Regions from separate parts of the Homo sapiens genome. Here region 1 is linked to region 2. Evidence: read pairs that join two places in POLR2A ChIA-PET (ENCODE). Cell type or tissue: HCT116. All regions are shown on one strand. Links, peaks and the distances in the headings refer to the core of each region. The heading gives the core; the rest is flanking DNA.

Region 1 (12,032 bases), core at 4,046-6,545, 65 kb before region 2:
TGTGCTGGTGTGTGTGAGTCTGGGAATGTCAGTGTATGTGTGTGAATGTACATGTGAGCGGCACGTGAATGGGTATGAGTCTTTGAGTGTGTGTCAGCCTGTGAGCATGTGCCTGTGTGTGAATCTGGGAGTGTGAGTGTGTGTATGAGCTGTGTGTGAACGTGTGTGTGAGTCTTTGTGTGTGCATGTGTCTGAGAGTGTCAATGTGTGTGTGAATGTGTGTATATGAGTCTTTGAGTGTGTATCTGTGAGCATGCGCCTGTGTGTGAATCTGGGAGTGTGTGTGTGAGCTGTGTGTGAACGTGTGTGTGTGAGTCTTTGTGTGTGCGCATGTCTGAGAGTGTCAATGTGTGTGTGTGGATGTGCCTGTGAGCTATGTGTGAATGTGTATATAGGAGTCTTTGAGTGTGTGTGTATCGATCTGTGAGCATGCGCCTGTGTGTGAATCTGGGAGTGTGAGTGTGCATGTGAACTGTGTGTGAATGTGTGTATATGAGTCTTTGAGTGTGTGTCAGCCTGTGAGCATGTGCCTGTGTGTGAATTTGAGAGTGTAAATGTTCGTATGAGCTGTGTGTGAATGTACGTGTATCAGTCTGTGTGTGTCTGAGAGTCTCAATGTGTGTGTGTATGTGCATGTGAGCTATGTGTGAACGTGTGTGTATGAGTCTTTGAGCATGTGTGTGTCAACCTGTGAGCATGCACCTGTGTATGAATCTGGAAGTGTGTGTGTGTGTGTGTGAGCTGCGTGTCGATGTGTGGCTTATCCTGCAGGAGTGCTGACCCGGGACTCCGGGCGGTAAAGAAGCCTGGGTCCAGGCTCTCCCCTTCCCCAAAGCCACAGGCAACCCCAGAGACACTCAGAGCCCTCTGCATTCTGGGGGTTCTGGGGGCGATCTGGGGAGCTTGTAGGCTCACTTTGCTCCACTGAGCGATGAGTGGTCTTTCCACATTCTAGAGAGGGCTCGGAGGCCTTTATTTTGAAAAGAGTAATACTGAATAGATTCAAAATAATATTTACAAAATATGTGTAGGATTTAAGAATGAAGGCACTGCCGGGCGCTGTGGCTCACGCCAGTAATCCCAGCACTTTGGGAGGCCGAGGTGGGCGGATCACCTGAGGTCAGGAGTTCGAGACCAGCCTGGCCAACATGGTGAAACCCTGTCTCTACTAAAAATACAAAAATTAGCCGGGCGTGGTGGCAGGCGCCTGTAATCCCAGCTACTTGGGAGGCTGAGGCAGGAGAATCGCTTGAACCCAGGAGGTGGAGGTTGCAGTGAGCCGAGATCACCCCATTTCACTCCAGCCTGGGCGACAAGAGTGAAACTCGACCTCAAAAAAAAAAAAAAAAAAAAAAAAGAAAAAAACAAAAAAAGAATAAAAGCACAACAAACATCCGTGAATCCACTGCCCAATTTTGGACATTTTAGCTTCGATGTGCGCCTCGCGCTCTGCCCGCAGTGTAACCGCTAGCCTGGATTTGGGATTTGATTCCTTGCTTTCCTTTACAGATTTGAAGTCCTTCCCCCAGGCCCTGGACGGGGAAACTCAGGACTCCTCTCCGGGTAGAGTCTGGCAGCAGTCGGGCCAGAACAGCTCAGTGCTGCCCTCTGGGGGCGAGGCCGCGGCTTCCTCCTGCTCAGCCCCAGCCTGGGTTGGAAGGAGCCCACCCAGCTAAGCGTGGCGAGACCCGACAGAGGGGTGGGCGCAGTCACTGCCCACACACCTGCAAGGCACGCCTGGACGCACATCCGCATGTGGCCATGCACAGGTGTGCACACGGACTTTACCCTCGTTCGTTTGTATTATGTCCCCCGTTGGTGTCACACCCCGCGTGGGAAGCCCAGAAGCCGCTGCCGCTCCTCAGGAGTTGACAGGAGGGAGAGGTCCCCGCGGGTGGAGCGTGTCTGCTCCAGGGACCCTCAGACTCGGGGCCGGGCAAGCTGGAGGGAAGGCTGGTTTTGGGGTTAGCAGTTTATTAACAGAGGGACTTGAGCGGGTGGGCGTGGGGGAGGGACACGTGCCAAAGGCAGGGAAGGGCTTTTTTGAGATGGAGGGATGGGGGATAGGGGGTGATACACAGCGCAGGCCAGCTTCAGAAGGGAATGTTGTGTCCATGCGCCTGGAGGCAGAGGCATGGACACACGGCCCAGCCGGGGCCTGGTGCTCTGGCTGTTAAGGGACTAGAGACGGTGAAGCTGAAGATGGCGAGGAGGAGCCAGGACCCTGGGGGAGAAGGAGTAGTTTGCAGAGCGCAGGTGGAGGATGGGTCTCCAGGGTCCCTGCATTCCTCCCGCGGCCTCGCGGGCTCCTCTCGGGACTGCAGCGCAGAGGCGCCACCCAAGATGGCCAGCAGAGGGCGCTCCTGCTACAGATTTGGGGATCCCGGGCGGCCGGAGCGTGTCCCCGTTTAACAGGGCATGAGCCTTGGAAGGCGGCTGGGCCTGGGGTCTCCATGGGGAGCACTAGAGCCTGCCCCTTGGGAGCCACCGAGCACAAGAATGAGGAGAGACGACCTCATGAGGTGGGAACCCCACAGGGTTCCATGCATCCTTTTCTGCTGCTGCCGGGTCAGGCATTTGTCTGGTCAATGCTTCCATCCTTTTGTCCCAAGGTGGTGCCTTTTAAATCACCCCCGGAGATGTGACTGGCCCGCCTAACCTGCCCTGGAGGTCTTCCTCCAGGCCAGGGGTCTGTTAGGGCCAGCTAGCCTTTCTAGAAAGTTCCCTGGGTTCTAGCCCCTGCAGCTTCCCTGGTGGCCCCTTGCTCCTGCTTCCTGTCCCTGCCTCTGGGAGGAGGACTTGCTTGTCTGGTCTCCTTCCTCACCCTGCCTCATCCAAGGAGGCTTCTCCATCGCTGCCGGTGCATCCTGCAGTTCTGAGGACCAGACGCACCCTTGGTCTTCTGCCGTAAAGAGTTACGGGCGTTCACGCAGCTGGCGGGTGAACACTGCCAGGTCCCCTGCTTGGCTTGAGGTGTGGCAGCCGCCATCAACTACTGGGGGAGGCGACTAGGGAGGAGAAAATCCCTTCGGTTGTGAATTCTGCCTTCCACCTCCCAGCATCTCCACCTGGACAGAGGGACCACACACTCAAGCCATTTACTCATTGATTTTTAAATTAAATTAAATTAAATTTATTTTAAAATTATTAAATTTTAATTATATATTTATTTGTAATTATATTTAAATAATTAAATCTGTTTATAATATAAAATTATAAAATTTAATTTATAAATTTTAAATTATTTAAAATAAATTAAAATTTATTTTATTTTATTATTATTTTTTGAGACAGAGTTTCGCTTTTGTTGCCCAGGCTGGAGTGCAATGGTGTGATCTTGGCTCAGTGCAACCTCTGCCTCCTGGGTTCAAGCGATTCTCCTGCCTCAGCCTCCAGAGTAGCTGGGATTACAGGAATACGCTACCACGCCCGGCTAATTTTTTGTATTTTTACTAGAGACGGGGTTTCTCCATGTTGGTCAGGCTGGTCTCGAACTCCTGACCTCAGGTGATCTACCCGCCTCGGCCTTCCAAAGTGCTGGGATTACAGGTGTGAGCCACTGCACCCAGCAACATTTATTTTATTTTATTTTTATTTACTATTATTATTTTTCAGATGGAGTCTTACTCTGTTGCCAGCCTGGAGTGCAGTAGCACGATCTCGGCTCACTGCAACCTCCACCTCCTGGGTTCAAGTGATTCTCGTGCCTGAGCCTCCTGAGTAGCTGGGATTACAGGCACGTCCCACCACACCCAGCTAATTTTTGTATTTTTAGCAGAGACGGGGTTTCACCATGTTGGTCAGGATGGTCTTGATCTCCTGACCTTATGATCTGCCCGCCTCAGCCTCTCAAAGTGCTGGGATTACAGGCGTGAGCCACCGTACCCGGACATATTTTATTTTTTGAGACAGAGTCTGGCTCTCTCTCCCAGTCTGGAGTGCAGCAGTGTGATCTTGGCTTGCTGCAACCTCCATCTCCTGGGTTCAAGCGATTCTCCTGCCTCAGCCTCCCGAGTAGCTGGGATTACAGGCATGTGCCACCACACCTGGCTAATTTTTGTATTTTTAGTAGAGTCAGGGTTTCGCCATGTTGGCCAGGCTGTTCTCGAACTCCTGGCCTCAAGTGATCTGCCCGTCTTGGCCTCCCAAAGTGCTGGAGCCATTCATTTATTAATTTGTTCATTCATTTATTCATATCTGCAGTTATTGGGCACTCTTTGCTATGGCCATTTCCAGGGACAGAGAGAAGGAGGCAGGGTCCCTGTCCCATGTCTAGAAGGGGAGTCAGGTATACAAGCAGGTGTAACCACATAGGGTGAGACGTGCCCCATAGAGGGGAATTGCTGTGTTTCCGTGAACTCCGCTTGTCCTAGCTTCCCTATCCTAGTCAGTGACATCATCACCCACCCAGTTACTCAGCTCAGAAAATGCAGAGTCATCCTGCTGTTCCCAGCTCAGGCCTGGCTCCCTGTTGGCCATGGTGTCCCATCCTCACCTCACAACTCTCTCCCAGGCCACCACTTCAGCCCTGAGGCCAGTTCTGCTCTATCCAGCATTCACACTGCCACAAAAGAGAGCTCCTTCAAACTACTCGATGCCCAGACACAGGAAAAAGAAGGAAGGAATGTGGCCTGAGGGAATTGTCTGTATGGAGAAAGACCGAAAAACAAAGTTGGAAAATGAAAAAGTAACTGGGAAAATGCATTCACAACACCTGTGCCAAGGCCTCTTCCCATGTTTATGAAAAGCTCACACAAACCAGGAAGGCCAAGACTGCAGACAAGAATAGGCAAAGGATAGGAACAGCCAGTTCCTAAGAAACAAGAAGGAGAACAAGAAGCAACCACGAAATATAGGGAAGGATGTGGTCTTTGTCTGTTCTGTGCTGCTCTAACTGAACACTTGAGACTGGGTGATTTAACAGAGTAGAGAGATTTACTTCTGAGAATTCTGGAGGCTGGGAAGTCCAGGGTTAGGGGGCTGCATCTGGCGAGGGCCTTCATGCTGCAGCATCCCATGGCAGGAGGTGGAAGGGTAGAGAGGGGAGTGGGGGGAGAGAGAGAGACAGAGAAGGAAGGGGACCAAACTCATCCTTTTATCAGGAACCCACTCCCTCCATAACTGCAATAACTAACCCACTCCCCTGGTAATGGCATTAATCTATAAGGCCATTAATCTCTGCCTTTGTGACCTAATCTCCTCTTAACGGTCCCATCTCTCAACAGTATTGCATTGGAGATTACGTTTCCAAAACATGAACTTTGGGGGATACATTCAAACTACAACAGAAGTTCAATTTTACTCATAATTAAATAAACGGAAACTGAAGCAACAGAGAGATCTGTTTCAACTATGAAGAAAGACAAAAGGGCCAGGCATGGTGGCTCACAGCTATAATCCCAACACTTTGGGAGGTCAGGGCAGGAGGATAGCTTGAGCCCAGCAGTTTGAGACCAGCCTGGGCAACATTGTGAGACCTCATCTCTACAAAAAATGCAAAAATTAGCCAGGTATGGTGGCACACACGTGTAGTCTGAGCTACTCGGGAGGCTGAGGTGGGAGGATCACTTGGGCCTACGAGTTCAAGGCTGCAGTGAGCCATCAGTGGTGATCACACCATTGCACTCCAGTCTTGGTGACAGAATGAGACCCTATCTCAAAAAAAAAAAAAAAAGGAAAGGCCGGGTGCAGTGGCTCACACCTGTCATCCCAGCAGTTTGGGAGGCTGAGGCAGGTGGATCACTTGAAGTCAAGAGTTCGAGACCAGCTGTCCAGCATGGTGAAACCCCATCTCTACTAAAAATACAGAAATTAGCAGGGTGTGGTGGTGGGTGCCTGTAATCTCAGCTACTTGGGAAGCTGAGGCAGGAGAATCACTTGAATCCAGGAAGCAGAGGTTTCAGTGAGCCGAGATCATGCCATTGCACTCCAGCCTGGGTGACAAGAGCAAAACTCCATTTCAAAAAAAAAAAAAAAAGATAAAAAAAGGAAAACAACAACAACAAACAAACTTTGATGGTGTCATTGCTAGTAGATGTATAAGGGGAAAGATATTCTTAGTCATGATTAGGGCAAGTGATAATTTGTAGAACTTTTCAAGGTGACTTTTTTTTTAACTGTGGAAAATTCCAGATGTACACAAAAGTAGAGAGAATAGCAAAATGAGCTCCCATATGCCCATCACCCGGTTTTGATAATTGTCAACATGATGCCATTTTGATTTCTTCTCTCTCCCGCTGCCAGTTTTTATGGAAGAAGTAAGAATACTTTAAAGCAAACTCCAAGTATCATTTCATTTTACTCTGGAAGAAAATTTGGCAGTGGCTCTCGAAGTATAAAAGGATTTACCCTTTAACCCAGTCATCCCACTGCTAAACTTTCCCCTGAAGATGTATTTGCAAAAGTTCACCATGCTTTACATCCAGGGAGGTTTATGACACTATTGCTTGGAAAAGCAAAAAGCCTTGGAGACCAGAGAGGTTGTTGTCAGGGACGAAGTAGATAAATTATAGCTCATCGTCATGACGGATTAAAAAGAATGAGGTGGCTTTCCAAGAGATATTATTAACTGGGAGACCGAAGCATTGGAGATATCGATAATATCCCTTTTGTTTGATTAAAATCTATATAAATAGACACATTAAGAACAAAACAGCACACAACCATGCTTGGATGACTCCCTATTAATACAGGATAAAGTCCAAACTCTTCAGCACCCTGTCATGGTGGTCTTCCTTTTCAACCTTTGTCCCAGTCATTTCTTCCACTTGTATGACCTATGAATTGGCCCAGAGATTTCCAAAATGGTGTCCCAGGAACCCTAGCTCCACCTGCTTCTCCTGGAAGTGGCTCCATGTCCATATGAATTTGGGAAACACAGCATCACACTGTGCATTGGCTTGTTCCAAGCTCTGAGAAGTTTGCAGTGCAACAAGCAAACAAAAACTGTCTGTCGAAGACATGAGGCTCCCAGGCCCATGGGGCTGTGGATCACGGTTCTCAGTTCTGCTCTTAAGAGCACCACAGGGGCCTTAAGAGGCCCCTGTGCATCAGGGATGAGAACCTCCCTATACATCAGGGATGAGAACCTCTGCTCTGAGGGTCAGCCCTGTCCCTTCCTGACTTGATGTGGCTTGACTCTCTCCTTTGCCCACTCCACCCCAGCCACACAGGCTCTTCTTTCTGTTCCCCAGAACGGAATACCTCGGTCCAGCCTCAGGGCCCTTGGACCAACTGTCACCTCAGCCTGGAGTGTCCTTCCCTGCACGTGGCTGGCTCTTTACATAGTTCAGTTCCCCCCTTAACTGTCACCTGGGAGAGGCCTTCCCCAGCCTCTCGAAGCACTCATAGTCCCCTTTGTATTTCCTTGGAGAATGGACCATCCACTGGTTTGTTGATTGCCCATTTCTCCTGCTAGAATGTCTGTTCCACGAGAGCAAAAATGTGGTTTGTGGTGTTTATTCCCAGAGACTGAGACAGTACCTGGCACAGAGTAGGTGCTCAACTAACAGGAGATAAAGAAATGCGTTTCTTTGCAAGATCCATTTTCCATAGCACTCCTACTGCATCCCCCTGGAAATGCTGATGCAGCTATGGGTCTCTGGGTGTTCCCCAAACACACCAGGTGCATTCCCGTGTCTACCTGGACGATTTTCCACCTTGTCTTCTCAGCCTGGCAAAGTGCTGCCCTGGCTTCGAAACCCAGCTTTGCTGTCCCTCCCTGTGAAACTATCCTCCGAGGCCTGGTCTGAATGAGTTGCTCCCTCCCTGGGCCTCCCAAGGTGCCTGTACACACATACCTTTGTCACTGCACGAGTAACATTGCGCTGCACTGAACTGTTTTGTGTGTGTCTCACTCACGGCCTGCTCTCACTAAGGGCAGGGCTTGGCTGACTCAGTACTGAATTCTGAGCACCCAGCTCTGTGACTGCACACAATGAACCCAACAATTAGGTGCTGAATGAAATCCAACTCTGGGCTCTTACTGCCTGCGTCCATTCAGCAAGCATCAATAGGGCAACTACTGTGTACGAAGCACTGAGTCAGACCTTGTAGTAGGTCCAAAGATGAACAGAAAACCACCTTTTGGCTGTAAAGGATTATCAATTGAGAAGGGGAGCAGATCCGCCTCTCAGTAATTCTTTTTTTTTGTTGCTGTTGTTGAGATGGAGTTTTGCTTTGTTGCCCAGACTGGAGTGCAGTGGCACAATCTCAGCTCACTGTAACCTCCGCCTCCTGGGTTCAAGTGATTCTCCTGCCTCAGCCTCCCAAGTAGCTGGGATTACAGGCTCTTGCCATCACACCTGGCTAATTTTTTTTTTTTTTTGAGACGGGGTCTTGCTCTGTCTCCCAGGCAGGAGTGCAGTGGCGCGATCTCGGCTCACTGCAAGCTCCGCCTCCCAGGTTCATGCCATTCTCCTGCCTCAGGCTCCTGAGTAGCTGGGACTACAGGCGCCCGCCACCATGCCCGGCTAATTTTTTTTTGTTTTTTAGTAGAGATGGGGTTTCACTGTGTTAGCCAGGATGGTCTCGATCTCCTGACCTCGTGATCCACTTGCCTCGGCCTCCCAAAGTGCTGGGATTACAGGCTTGAGGCATCGCGCCCGGCCCACACCTGGCTAATTTTAGTATTTTTAGTAAAGATGGGGTTTCACCATGTTGGCCAGGCTGGTCTTGAACTCCTGACCTCAGGTGATCCACCTGGCTCAGCCTCCCAAAGTGCTGGGATTACAGGCGTGAGCCACTGCGCCTGGCCCCGCCTCCCAATAATTCTAACACGAGTGTGAGAGGCTAGCACCTCTGGTGCTAGAATGAGCTAGGGGAGTGCGTTCATTTTCCATTACTGCTGTAACAAATTATCAAAAACTTGGGGGATTAAAGCAACACACATTTATCCTCTTACAATTCTGAAGCCAGAGGTCCAACATGGGTCTTAGGGTGCTAAGACTGAGGTGTCAGCAGGGCTGTGTTCCTTCTGCAGGCTCCAGGAGAGACTTGTTCCTTGCCTTTTTCGGCTTCTGGAGGCTGCCGCACTCCTTGGCTCAGGGCCGCGCGTCAGTCTGACCTCTGCTTCTCTGGTTATGTCTCCTTCTCGGGCATTGACTCCTGTCTCCTTCCTGTTAAGATCCCTTGTGAACCACAGCCTCACATCCGCAAAGTCCTTTTTGCCCTATAAGGTGCATATTTCCAGGTTCTGGGGATTCAGATATGGACATATTTGGGGTTTATTATTTTTTAGCTTTTATTTTTTGAGACGGAGTCTCGCTCTGTCGCCCAGGCTGGAGTGCAGTGGCGCGATCGATCTTGGTTTACTGCAAGCTCCGCCTCCCAGGTTCACACCATTGTCCTGCCTCAGCCTCCCCAGTAGCTGGGACCACAGGCACCCGCCACCACGCCCGGCTAATTTTTTGTGTTTTTAGTAGAGACAGGGTTTCACTGTGTTAGCCAGGATGGTCTCCATCTCCTGACCTCGTGATCTGCCCACCTCGGCCTCCCAAAGTGCTGAGATTACAGGCTTGAGCCATCGCACCCAGCATATTTGGGGTTTATTATTCTGCCTACCACAGGCAGGGCAGGATGACTTCTCATGGCAGGGAGGCTTTGCCCAGCCAGCTTTTGGAGTCACCGAAGCTTTATTGAATCACTAGTTACTACAAGGCCTGTGACAGCTACATATTGACTCATTTAATCTCATGAAGAGTTTGTTACAAAAGTCTAGTCCTGGCTGGGCTTGGTGGCTCACACCCATAATCCCAGCACTTTGGGAGGCTGAGGTGGGTGGATCGCCTGAGGTCAGGAGTTTGAGACCAGCCTGGCCAACATGGTGAAACCCAGTCTCTACTAAAAATAGAAAAAATTAGCTGGGCGCGGTGGTGGGCACTTGTAATCCCAGCTACTCTGGAGACTGAGGCAGGAGAGTCGCTTGAACCCAGGAGGCGGAGGTTGCAGTGAGCCGAGATCAAGCCATTGCACTCCAGCCTGGGCAACAAGAGTGAAACTCCGTCTCAAAAAAAAAAAAAAAAGTCTAGTCCTTTCATTCTGCAGAGGAGGAGGGTTTGAGCCTAAAAGAAGAAAAATGACTTGCCCAAGTTGGGCAAGAGTCCAGATTTGACCCCAGGTTCTTGGACTTGGAGCTCTTTGCATGACATCATAGAGTGTGATCATAGCTAACACAATGCCTGACCCTGTGGTTGTGAAGATTAGAAACTCTGGTCCCTCTCCATGAAACTTTGCTGAAAAAAGTGCGTCAACCAGAAACACTCAATAACAAGGCTCCCAGGGACCCTGGGTTCTGAGGCAGAGATGGCAGGGACCACAGTGCTGCAGGAGTTTAGTGGAGGGAGCTTGCTCCTGGCTGGCTGGAGGGCAGCTCAGCTTCCTGGATGGAGGAAGCAGGCCTGTATGGCGGGCTGGGGCTCAGGCAGAACACTCCATGGAGCCCAGGCCTCTGCAAAGGAATGCTCCTGCCCTGTTCTCCTGTTTTGCCCTTGGAAAGGATAGATGATGGCTTGCTCTGGTCCTCGTTCCCTGGTCCTCCCTCCCCTAGTCCTCTCTCCCTTGGTTCTTCTCCCATAGCCCTTCCTCTGCTGGTCCTCCCTCCCCCAGTCCTCCTCCCCTGGTCCTCTTTCCCCTGGTCTTCCTACCCTAGTCCTCCCTCTCCTCATGCCCTTCCCCTGGTCCTCCTTCCGCTGGTCTTACCTACCTAGTCCTCCGTCCCCTCTTCCTCCTCCAGCAGTCCTCCCTGCCCTGGTCCTCCTCCCTCAGTGCTCCCTGCCCTGCTTCTCCTCCCTTGTTGGTCAGTCAGGTGTGTCACACTGTGGTGGGCTGGGTGGTCAACACCAGGACAAGGAGTTGAGAGACCCCCTTCACATCAGGGAGAAAGAGCTCCTATGTCAAGGGAGCCCCCAATCTGAGGGGGAGACATGGCTGCTACCTTGAGGAAGTGTCCAATTTAAGGGAAGAGACACAGTCTCTGTTTTGGGGAGCCTGGCCTCATCTGCCCCTGGAGAAAGCCACTCAAGAGCATTGCAGAGCAGGCGCGAATGAGCGCTCATCAACAGGGAGAAACCAGCCTCCCCAGGGCGCAGGGAGGGAGGAGCGAGCTGGTAGCTGGGTCGGGGAGGGAGGTGCAGCTGGGGGTTTGGGGTCTGCAGGGTGGGAAGGAGCCTGGAGTCCCCTTGGTGTCTCTGACTCCCATTTCCCCAGGCCCTCAGGTTGCCCTCAGCCAGGCTGCAGGGCAGAGTGGAGAGGGGGTGTGAGCCTGAAAGGGGAACCCACTGGAGTTTCTGCCTCTCACTCACCCCTATGCATCTCTCAGGCCAAGGAAGCGGTGGGGGAAGTGAAAAGAGGGAGGAAAAAGAGGGAGGGAAGGGCAGAGGGAGGGAAAGACAGAGGGAAGGACAGAGGGACGAAGCCGTCTGGTCAAGACTCCTCTCACAGGAGTCTTCACCCTGTGAGAGGCAGTGAGGTGTCCCACGGGTGACCCCCGAGGCCTGGGTTTCCTGTCCGTGATGTCCTCCCCACTCATTCCCACTGGTCCCCAGCCTTCCCTCCCTCCCTCCCTTGCTCTGTCCTCCCGCCCTGGGCCTCATCCGAGGCATTCAGTCCTCTAGGCCCTCTTTTGGGAAGGGCCCCTGGACAGCTGATGTGCTGCCTGGAAGGGTGGGGTGTTCCTGGGTGTCCGTATCCTACGTCTTGGATCCGCCACAGGCTGACAGTTCCTGGAAACCAGTCAGAGGTGAGTGAGGGGTGCAGAGGGGAAGAAAGGCTGGGTCCACTTACCCCTGGGTAGGGGAGCCCCTGGCCAAGCCCTGGGTATACAGGGGGTGCTGGGGGATCCCCTTACCTCTGTCTCTTCAAACTGGGGCAGAGGCTCAGGGCACCCAGCAATGTTCCGAATCTCCCAGGGCCCTGGGAAGGTGGAGGGTGGGAGGATCTGGGTGGGGCCGCCTGGGGCCTCAGGATAGAGGCAGGAAACAGAATAGAGGAAGCAGGATTCCACCTGTGGAGGCGGCAGGTGTGGCTGGGTGAGG
Region 2 (9,875 bases), core at 2,130-4,629:
CCAGGAGTACAAGATCCTGCTGGACGTGAAGACGCGGCTGGAGCAGGAGATCGCCACCTACCGCCGCCTGCTGGAGGGCGAGGACGCCCAGTGAGTCTTGGCCCTCCCCTTAGTCCGCCCCCCCCATGGCACTCTCACGGCCCCACCATGTATCTAATGATCCTGTCCTTTTCTATTTTCACAGCCTCTCCTCCTCCCAGTTCTCCTCTGGATCGCAGTCATCCAGAGATGGTAAGACCCTCCTCCTCTGCAGGCCTGGGCTCCAGGCCACCCTCTGTACCCCAAGCAGGTCTAGGCATTGGCTAGGGGCTCCGTGAGGGGCTGAGCTCTAGTGCTGTCACCCAGTTTCCCTTGTGAACCTCCTTGGGTGGAAGAAGCTATTTTCTAAACCCTCCTTAGGGCTAGGAGAGGCAGCCCCCACCTCTTGCTTCTACGTGGTGTCTGTGGCAGATCCTATTGCTGTTGTGGTCAGCACCATGAACAGGGCCCTACAGGGCTCTTCCCACTGAGACCACTCCATTGGGTGAATATGGATGGAACCAGCCAGGTGTGAGCTCTTAGGAAGCTCTAATCTGAGGGCAAAGACTCTGTCTCTGACCTTTGGGAGCCCTCGTCTGAAAGAAATGTGTTGATGGTATCAGTGCTTGGGCAACAGCAGGGAGTGAAGCAGTAATCAGGGGAGAGGGCAATGGGGAGCCAGTTTGAGTTTCCTCACCTTCTTGGCCTCCTTACTCCTGATTAGTCCATTGTCTGTCCACCTCTGGTAACGTCCTCTTCCCACCTCTTCCCCAGTGACCTCCTCCAGCCGCCAAATCCGCACCAAGGTCATGGATGTGCACGATGGCAAGGTGGTGTCCACCCACGAGCAGGTCCTTCGCACCAAGAACTGAGGCTGCCCAGCCCCGCTCAGGCCTAGGAGGCCCCCCGTGTGGACACAGATCCCACTGGAAGATCCCCTCTCCTGCCCAAGCACTTCACAGCTGGACCCTGCTTCACCCTCACCCCCTCCTGGCAATCAATACAGCTTCATTATCTGAGTTGCATAATTCTCGCCTCTCTCTGGTCATTGTTAGGAGTGGGGGTGGGGAGAAAGTGGGAGAAGCATCTCTTTGGAGCTTGTCATAGCACCTGGCTATGGCCCCTGGGACTGGGAGAAAAGTCCTGGGGGTGGGTTGGGCTCAGGTCCCAGGATATCTTTCGCCATCTCAGAAGACACAGATAGATGTGTGTACCAGGTCATATGTGGTGTCTCCTAGGGTACGGAGGGATATTCATTCATTTACTCACTCATTTTCATGTGTGTCCATTCATTCACCAGATATTGAGTGCCTCTATGTCAGGCACTATGTTAGGTTAAGGATTCCTGATGTTTTTGTGATCAGGGATTCCTTGGAGAATATTGAAAGCTATAGATCTTTCCTTCTGCCCCCTACCTTCAAATAAGCATACATACATTTGCATACAATGTCATGGGGTTCATGGGTCTCCTAGAGCTCCTTACCGGAGGTCCATGAACCGAAGTAGGAACTCAAGCTCTCCTGACAGTCTTGTCTCCCTCCACCCCACCTGCTCTTGCCTCTGGTGCTGGATCTAATCCTTCTTACACTTGGTTAACCTAGGGCAAGTTGATGACCAGCTCCCAGCCTCAGCTGCCATTTCTGTAAAAGGGGCATAATGATAGTATCTACCTCATGGGCTTGTTGGGAGAATTCACTGGAAGAATGCATTTAAGGCCTCCAGCACAGGGCCTGGCATAGTGCTGGCTCAAGGCATGGCTGTGCTGGCGATACTGGGTAAACTATCTCTAGGGCATGGTGATTATCCATTCACGATGAGAGCATTTTTAGAGGGTTTGAGAATAGACTGGTTTCTAACCCTGGCTCTGTTCTGTAACAGATGTGAGCTTGGAAAGTCTGAGTCTCAGTGTCTTTACTTGTATAGTAAGGATGCTGAGCCCTGCCTCTTGAGGTTGATACAAGAATCCAATGAGTGACTATACCTTAAGAGCCAGGACTGTAGGAGACTCCCCTGGGTGGGGAATGCCTTTCCTTCTCTTTGGGGGGCTAGAAAAGGAGTGGGAAGGCAAGGAGCCTCACCCTAGTAAGTGGTGAAGATTCCAGAGGTGGGTGGGGCTCATTGCCCCAAGCTAGGAAAGAGTTGACTAGTCCTGTGTCAGTTTCAACAGCTCATTCATTTGGCTGCCTGAAGAAAACTTGTAGGGGGAGTCAAGGGTAGGGGAGAGACTGAAAAACGACTAAATTTGGGCAAGGGATCTGAAAGCCTGAGCTTTTGAATCAGACTACTTGGGTTGGAGTCCTGGCTCCTATGCTGAATAGCCTTGAAGAGTTTGGGCAAGGTACTGAACCCCACATTCCTCTTTCACAAGGTAGGGAATAAATATCTTTACTGCATAAGGGCTGATACAGGAGTGAATGACCTCATGCAGGCAATGAATTTGGCATTGTGTTTGGCACATAGTCAGCACCCTATAAATGGTAATGGGGTGAGTTATTAGGAAAAGGAATGAAGAGATGTTGGTTTCTCTTGTTCCTACCTCCACCCCAGGAGAAAGAGGACTGCTTTGTACTTCTGAAACTCTGGGATATCTTTTAACCTAAGTTTTGTCATCAAAAAGGGTTGACCTTAGGTGATCCCTGGGTGAGGATGGGCCATCCTGGAGGTGAAGTACTAGAGTTTCAGGGGTACAGGGGACAACTCAGGAAAGAGGAAGGTTTGAGGGTGCTTCCTCAGAGAATGAGAAGAGGTGGGTTTGAGGGCCCTAGGGGGTACAGGACCCTAGTGTGGGGAGGGGCTTTGTGATACTCCCAGGGGTGTTGGACTCTGGTTCCTAAGGTTCCTAGTTGGGCAATGAACCTCCTGCCCAAGTGTGGCAAAGAATCTCGGGAATGGCCCACATTTGAGAGGTCACATGGGCCTGGACAAAGAGCAAAATATGGCAAGAGTCACCAGTGGGGACTGAAGCCCAGAACGCCCTCAACTTCCTAAGAATCCCCAGACATCTCTCTACCTTGGAGGTGGAACCAGATTAAAGTCTGTGCCCAAAGGAGATTTGCTTTAGAGGAATATAGAAACGTGAGGTCTCTTAGACTGGGGTGAGGTGGGGCGAGCCTCCTCTCTGAGTGGTTGCCGTTACTGTTTGAAGGGAATACACAGGAGACCTGGGCTTGCTTGCGGGTAAGAATGGCGGCTGGCACCACCTGGCTGAAAGCAGGCTCAGAACCAGGAGAGGAGGAAGTCAAGCAGGGAGGCTGGGAGGTAGTCCCACCCTGTGCTGTCAGGCTCCAGAGGAAGAGGGCAGCAGGGCAGTGGCCACCGGGGTCTCACATGGACTCCCCTCCTCCCGGGATTTCCCCACAATACCTCACTGGGGAGGGTAGGGCCAGTGTTTGGATCCTGCTGATGAACAGGGCTCTTGTTCACAGAGCCTGGCAGCCACAAGCATCCAACTCAAAATATGAGTGAGCCCAGCAGCTTCGACAATGGTGACCGCCTTCCCTTGGCCTCCGCTCAGCTAAACAATAGACGAGCAAAGTGACTCGATAGCACAGTCTAGTGGAGGCAGCTGGGATTGCATCTCTGAGTCCTGGGGCTGATCAGGTGCCCTCTCTGGCTCCGCCTCCCTCTAAACCCTCTCTCCACCCTCCCAGCACTCAGAACCCGGCAGTCCTAGGTGAGCCACCGGGAAGACTCCTCCAACCTCACCGTAGGGAGACTGGCTTGCTCCAGGTCCTAAGGCTGAAAGTGGCAAAGTCCTGTCCATGCTCAGGCTTTGCCACGTCCTGGGTGGCTTCATTCCTGTTCCGTTCTTTCTCAGGGATGAGATAAAACTGAGAGACTTATGGGATCAGTGTGCATTTTTCGTAGCTTACTCCATGGTTTTTGTTTTATGGGGTGGAACCGACCTTGAAATTCTCAATCCCCTTTATTTTTGGGAGCTTTTTTTTTTTTTTTTTTTTAATGGTGAAAAGATCTCTAATGTGTCCAGGGAACTCTATAGGCAGCAACTGGCATATGTACCTTCCTAATCAGGCAAATGGCACTTCCCCAAAGCCACAGACAACCTGGCTTGGGTAATGTAGGCGACTATTCCTACAGGAAGATGTCAGAGGAGGCAGCCCCAAGGAGGCCTGATCCCCAGGGGCTGGGGGGTCCCGATGTCCTTGTGGGACCCCAGGAATTTCCCTGGCCCACCTCACTGAGCTTGGAGGCTGCCACAAAGGGGACCAGGGGATGCCAGGGACTTCCAGGGCGATGGACCGGCCTCAGGCAAGTGCAGGGCAGTCACCAGCTCCTCCTCCATTGCCGTTTGCTGAGCACAGGCTTTCCTGACAGGGCTTCCCTCTGTGCCACTGTAAGGCCAGGCTTGGGAAAGGAAGTCTTTTTCCTTTAAGGTGCTCTGATGAACTTTAGGGGTGACTTGGCTTGAGAGAGAGGGCAAAAATAGACACACAGAAATAGAGAGAAACAAATGGATATAGAGTTGAGAGAGAGAGAGAAAGGGAGAGGGAGAGAGTCAGAGAGACAGAGTCAGGGATAGAGAGGATAGTGAGGGCCCTGGGCCAGTACTAGGCAGGGAGGGGCATTCATTCATTCATTCATTCATTCATTCACACATACTTATCGAAACTTAACTGTTGTAGGTGTAGGGGAGATGGGGTGAATTGAGACAGACTGAATAAGAAAAGAGACAACATGAGGAAGAAGGTAGAGAGGGACCCAGTGCATGTGTGGGGTTTGGGACAGAGAGCAGGAGCTCTGAGCCTGTGTCCACTGTAGCTCCTGATCACTGGAGGGCAAGCCCTGGCTCCATTCTGCCTTGTTTAGCTCTGTGACTGTGGCCAAGATACCCTCTCTGAGCCTCAATTTCCTTACCTGTAAAATGATTTAAAAATTAATGCATACCTCCTAAAACAGTTGGTGAAGATTAAATTCGACAGTGCAGGCAAAGCAACGAGGGTCTTGCCTGCAACACTGGAGGTTCCTTGACGGAAGGAACTATGATCCTCCAAACATTCAATGTCCTCCCCAGGCCCCACAGGCACAGGTCTTTGATCCTAATGGGGGCTCAATAGGCCAGAAGGATGGGCTAATAATAAGCAAGGGAGCTGAGAACCCAAGTTGCCCAGATGGTCCATGGGGAAGTTGGGAGCAGGCACAGTGCCACCGACAGTCAGGATGATGTCCCACCATGTACCAGACCCACACCAGCAGTTTTACAATATGAGTTCTTTTAAGCCTCACAACAACTTCATGAGGCCAGAACTTTTTTTTTTTGTTTGTTTCTTTGAGACCAAGTCTCACTCTGTCACCCAGGCTGGAGTGCAGTGGTGTGATCTGGGCTCACTACAACCTCAACCTCCCAGGTTCCAGCGATTCTCCTGCCTCAGCCTCCCAAGTAGCTGGGATTACAGGTGCCCGCCACCACGCCCAGCTGATTTTTGTATTTTTAGTAGAGACAGGGTTTCACCATGTTGGCCAGGCTAGTCTTGAACTCCTGACCTCAGGTGATCCGACCGCCTTGGCTTTCCAAAGTGCTGGGATTACAGGTGTGAGCCACTGTGGCTGGCCAAGCTCAGAACTATTTTTTTTTCCCCACTGAAATCTTTTGCTTGACTTAACCCACTGCCCTTTAGCCACACAGGACTCCTGCCCTGGCAGTCACTTTGCTTGTTCCCACCTCAGGACATTTGCACATGCTGTATGCCCCTCCCCTTTGTCCTTCTCCTGGCTCACTTCTCCTCCCCCTTCACTCAAGTGTCTCTTTCTCAGGGAGAAGGTCACTGGTACCCCAGACCATGCCACACCTTTATTATGTGCTCTCCATTCCCCACCAACCGTGCTCACCTCAGTTGTGAATTACATGTTCATTTCTGCAGGTCTATTTTATCCCATAACTGTCCATCAAGATAAGGGCTTGCTCATTACTTTACCCCCAGCACTCAGCCCAATGCCTGGCACATAGTAGGTGCTCAATAAAGGATGAATCCGAATTTGGAATGAGGAAACAGGTTCACAGAGGGGAAGCAACTTTCCCCAAATAAGTGGAAGAATCTGGCTTTACACCATGACCTGCCTGGCTTCGAAGCCGGTGCTCTCATCCTCACTGCTAGGTGTGTCCCAGCAGACACAAGCCTGGGGTGCCTAGACTCAGGTGGAGGCACGTATGTGGGCCCACTCCATCCCCTCACTGTGGTCTGATAGGGTCTGAATTGGGAAGGGTGATGGCAAGTGCCTGTTGTATGAGAAAGAATCAGTGTTGACAGACAGGTGCAGGTACCCACAGCCCTGCGCCAGTGGGCAGTGCACACCTGCCTAGATGGCTCATGGAGGCTCCAGGGGAGGAGCCGTGACTCAGCGGGTGCTCCCTCTCCCAGCAGCCAGCTACATGCTGACTCAGGTCCCTCCCTGGCCCCACCTGGGGATCAATGACAGACAGCAATGGGTAGTAAGTTGGGGGTGTGGGAGGCTGCTTGCAGGCAAGCAAGAGGGCTCCCACAACCAGAGCAAAGCTGTCCTTGAGCTGTCTCCAGGTCCCTATGTCCCCAGTGGACGATACCTTTGCCTCTGGGGACACCTTGCAAGTGGGATCTTTGGTTCTCTCTCTGTCCCTCTGTCTGCCTCTCTGGGTCCTTGCAGCCCCTTCTCTCCTACTCCATCCACTCCCCAAGGGGAGGGCCTGCATTTGGGTTGCTGGCACTGGGTCTAGCTTGCAGCCTTGCAGCCTTGCACACTGGCTGTAGAGAGGCAGTGTTGATTCTCGCTGGGTCTCAGGTGCCGGGGTGCCATGGGCTCCATGGTTTCCATTCCTGGTTCATTCTTTGGAGGATTCCCATGGGAGGTGTTGAAGGTGGGGCTCAGAGGGCAGACCCTGAGCCCTGAGAGGCTGGAAGAGTGAGCCATGCCACATGACCTAGAAGAAATCACTCACTCAGGCCATGGCTGTTGGCCTTCCTCATCCCTGGCCCCATCTTGCCCAGTCTGGTTCCCATGCCAGGCAGAGAGCTTGGGAGAAGGGAAGAGATGCTGCCCTGCTGCAGCTGGAACAAGACCTCCTATCTGGACCGCAGGAGCTGCAAGCACAGCAAGATCCTCTTTGTATTGGAACAAGGCCAGATGTAGGGGGAGGAGGGCCAATGTGGCAGGGGCTACATGTGGGCAGCAGTTGGGCATTCATCTAGGGAGCCCTCTTTCTTTTTTTTTTGAGACAGAGTCTCGCTCTGTCACCCTGGAGTGCAGTGGCTGGAGTGCAGTGGCGTGATCTCTGCTCATTGCAACCTCTGCCTCCCGGGTTCACGCCATTCTCCTGCCTCAGCTTCCCAAGTAGCTGGGACTACAGGCGCCTGCCACCACACCCAGCTAATTTTTTGTATTTTTAGTAGAGACAGGGTTTCACCGTGTTAGCCAGGATGGTCTTGATCTCCTGACCTCGTGATCTGCCCACCTCAGCCTCCCAAAGTGCTGGGATTACAGGTGGAAGCCCTCTGTCTTTATGGCCCTTGGCAACAGTGCATGAAGGGGCTTCTCATGAGGAAACTGAGGCCAACTTTGAGGACCACAGGGAAAGGGAGGGTGAAACTGGCACGTGGCCCAGCCTTGCCTGGCTGGGGAGCTACTGTGCTGTCCACCCCACAGTGGTCCTCATGCACAGCTTTCTTTCCCTGGCAGCTGGGAGGAGTTCTGAGGGACGAAGCCTGCTGCTTCGGGCTGAGTGAGGCTTAAGACAGGGCTGGAGGGTGGGAAGTGGAGAAGGTGGGTGAGGACAGGGGTTGGGGTTTGGCACCAGGGCTGGAAACCAGGGCCATCTGTCAAGAGGCTTAGCTGGCCAGGGGAGCCCCAGCTGGGAGCTTCTGCTCAGTCAGGTGGGTCTCAGCTGTTCTTAGGATCCCCCAAACAGATACATTTGCAGATGACAGAGCAGGGTTCTGAAAGTGCCACTCTGCTGGCTCTCTCCAGGGTGGCCCATCCACAGCACCACTGACTTCCCTACCCAGCTCAGGGACCCAGGACCTGGGGCTTACATCCCAACCAGAGTGGCGGCATCAGCATGGGCATGGGGAAGAGGGTAACTTTCCAGGCCTTGGAACACATTGCGGCAGATTCTGGGCTTCCCAGCAGAGCTTGGCAAAAACCTTGAATGGTTTAAAACCATTTGAGAAAGTAGAAAGGGAATCAATTATACCCACTAGCCTTGATCTAAGAGTCTTCCATGTATTAACTATCATAAAATGCCTTCAGTATTCTCTGAATATTGAATAAAAGAGAATTATATTCTCTTTTAATTTTCAAAACTTAAACTACCTGTTTAATTTTTAATGTAACATATTCTGTAACACCCATTTAAATATTTATTTAACACATTTTGGTAAATTAACTCACCTTTCATTTCAATAAATATATTTATAAAGGAAATCTTACATTACTACAAAAAAGGAAAATCATAATCACTTGCCAGAAGCAGAAGGAAATGACATACAGAAATACTTAACTTCTAACTAGATGCTGTTACTTTCTAAAGGTTCTGAGCCCAAAGTTGGCTCTCTTTTTTTGAACAGGGTGATTGACAAGTGTGTGGGTCGTTAGAGAAGCCATAGTGTCCAAATGAGATTTCATCCTTGACTAATCAGAAGATTGAAAAATAGAAAAAGAGGCCAGGTGCAGTGGCTCATGCCTGTAATCCCAGCACTTTGGAGGCTGAGATAGGAGGATCATTTGAGCCCAGGAGTTCAAGATCAGCCTGGGCAACATAGCGAAATCTCATGTTTATGAAAAAAAAAATTAGCTGAGCATGGTGGTGTGTGCCTGTAGTCCCACCTACTTGGGAGGCTGAGGCTGGAGGATGGCTTGAGCCCAGGAGGTCAAGGCTGCAGTGAGCTGTGATCATGCCACTGCATTCCAGCTTGGATGACAGAGTGAGACTCTGTCTCAAAACAAACAAACAAACAAACATGGAAAAAGGAAATCTTCCTCCAAGTGCTTCAGTATTATTATGTTTAGGATGATTATTATTATTTGAGACGGAGTCTTGCTCTGTCGCCCAGGCTGGAGCACAGTGGCGCAGATCTCACCTCACTGCAACTTGTGCCTCCTGGGCTCAAGTTGTTCTCATGCCTCAACCTCCTGAGTAGCTGGGATTACAGGTGTGTGCCACCACGCCTGGCTAATTTTTTGTATTTTTAGTAGAGACGGGGCTTTGCCATGTTGCCCAGCCTGATCTCAAACTCCTGAGCTCAGGCAATCTGCCCACCTCGGCTTCCCAAAGTGCTGGGATTACGGGCATGGGTCACCGTGTCCGGCCACTTCAGTATTATTTAACAGTCGTTGAGCATCACTTAAAAGCCCCTCAAGAAATACCAGTCATCTATGCCGCCTACACATGCAGGCATTGCCTCTTTCAGGCCCTTGCTGACCATCCTGGCAAAGAGATTTCCTTACCTTTAGCTCCTTTTCAGCAATGAGCATCTTTCTGGAATGACTGGTATCTTTCCTCCATCTCATATGTGTTGGGATCCTACTTGGATCAGACGTGGCGCTGGGCACTGGGGCAAGTACGAGATGAGCAGGGGCAGGCTTAGAGGAGCTCTGGCTGCCCGCAGAGAGAGGTTTCTTCTATTTTTTCAGTACATGAACTTTTATTCTTCATCAAGTGCTTCATAGAGCCATGGAGATAAGTGTGAGACACTATAACAGAGCACAGTACAAACCCAGGGGGCGAGAGTACAGGAAGACAGAGGAGGAGGCAGTCAGAGGGATCACTGAAGATGGGTAGTTTTCTGTGTAGAAAAGATGGAGTGGGACATTTCAATCAGAGGTCACTGCAAGTGCCGAGTATTCTTAGAGGGAAGAAGGGCATTTGG

The links. ChIA-PET counts read pairs that join two places held together with the same protein. Peaks named below come from ENCODE experiments on the same cell type or tissue, not always from the same donor. Only the 100,000 strongest peaks of a DNase experiment are listed, where the experiment ranks them.
Region 1: POLR2A ChIA-PET joins it to region 2 with 6 read pairs; 12 of 35 experiments call an interaction of 5 or more read pairs at or near these places.

The regions. Positions count from the first base shown.
Region 1 is chr17:41,638,392-41,650,423 of GRCh38, reverse strand. It overlaps LOC124904004 (a long non-coding RNA gene), which reads left to right. Exons shown (of 2, transcript XR_007065756.1): 2 at 1,510-3,147. It also overlaps the pseudogene KRT42P. Among named protein-coding and RNA genes, the nearest start is that of KRT17, 20 kb to the right of the region's middle. RefSeq lists enhancers at 1,774-1,883, 2,282-2,441, 2,472-2,621, 2,174-3,049. In HCT116, for the core only: no CTCF peak of the experiment used is centred there; no DNase peak of the experiment used is centred there; H3K27ac peaks cover 557 bases.
Region 2 is chr17:41,573,450-41,583,324 of GRCh38, reverse strand. It overlaps KRT14 (keratin 14), which reads left to right. Exons shown (of 8, transcript NM_000526.5): 6 at 1-90; 7 at 185-231; 8 at 793-1,046. The coding sequence ends at 890. Among named protein-coding and RNA genes, the nearest start is that of KRT9, 6.3 kb to the right of the region's middle. RefSeq lists a silencer at 3,624-3,673 and enhancers at 2,748-3,734, 7,365-7,864. In HCT116, for the core only: a CTCF peak has its summit at 3,579; a DNase peak (open chromatin) is centred at 3,604; H3K4me3 peaks cover 1,315 bases; H3K27ac peaks cover 1,190 bases.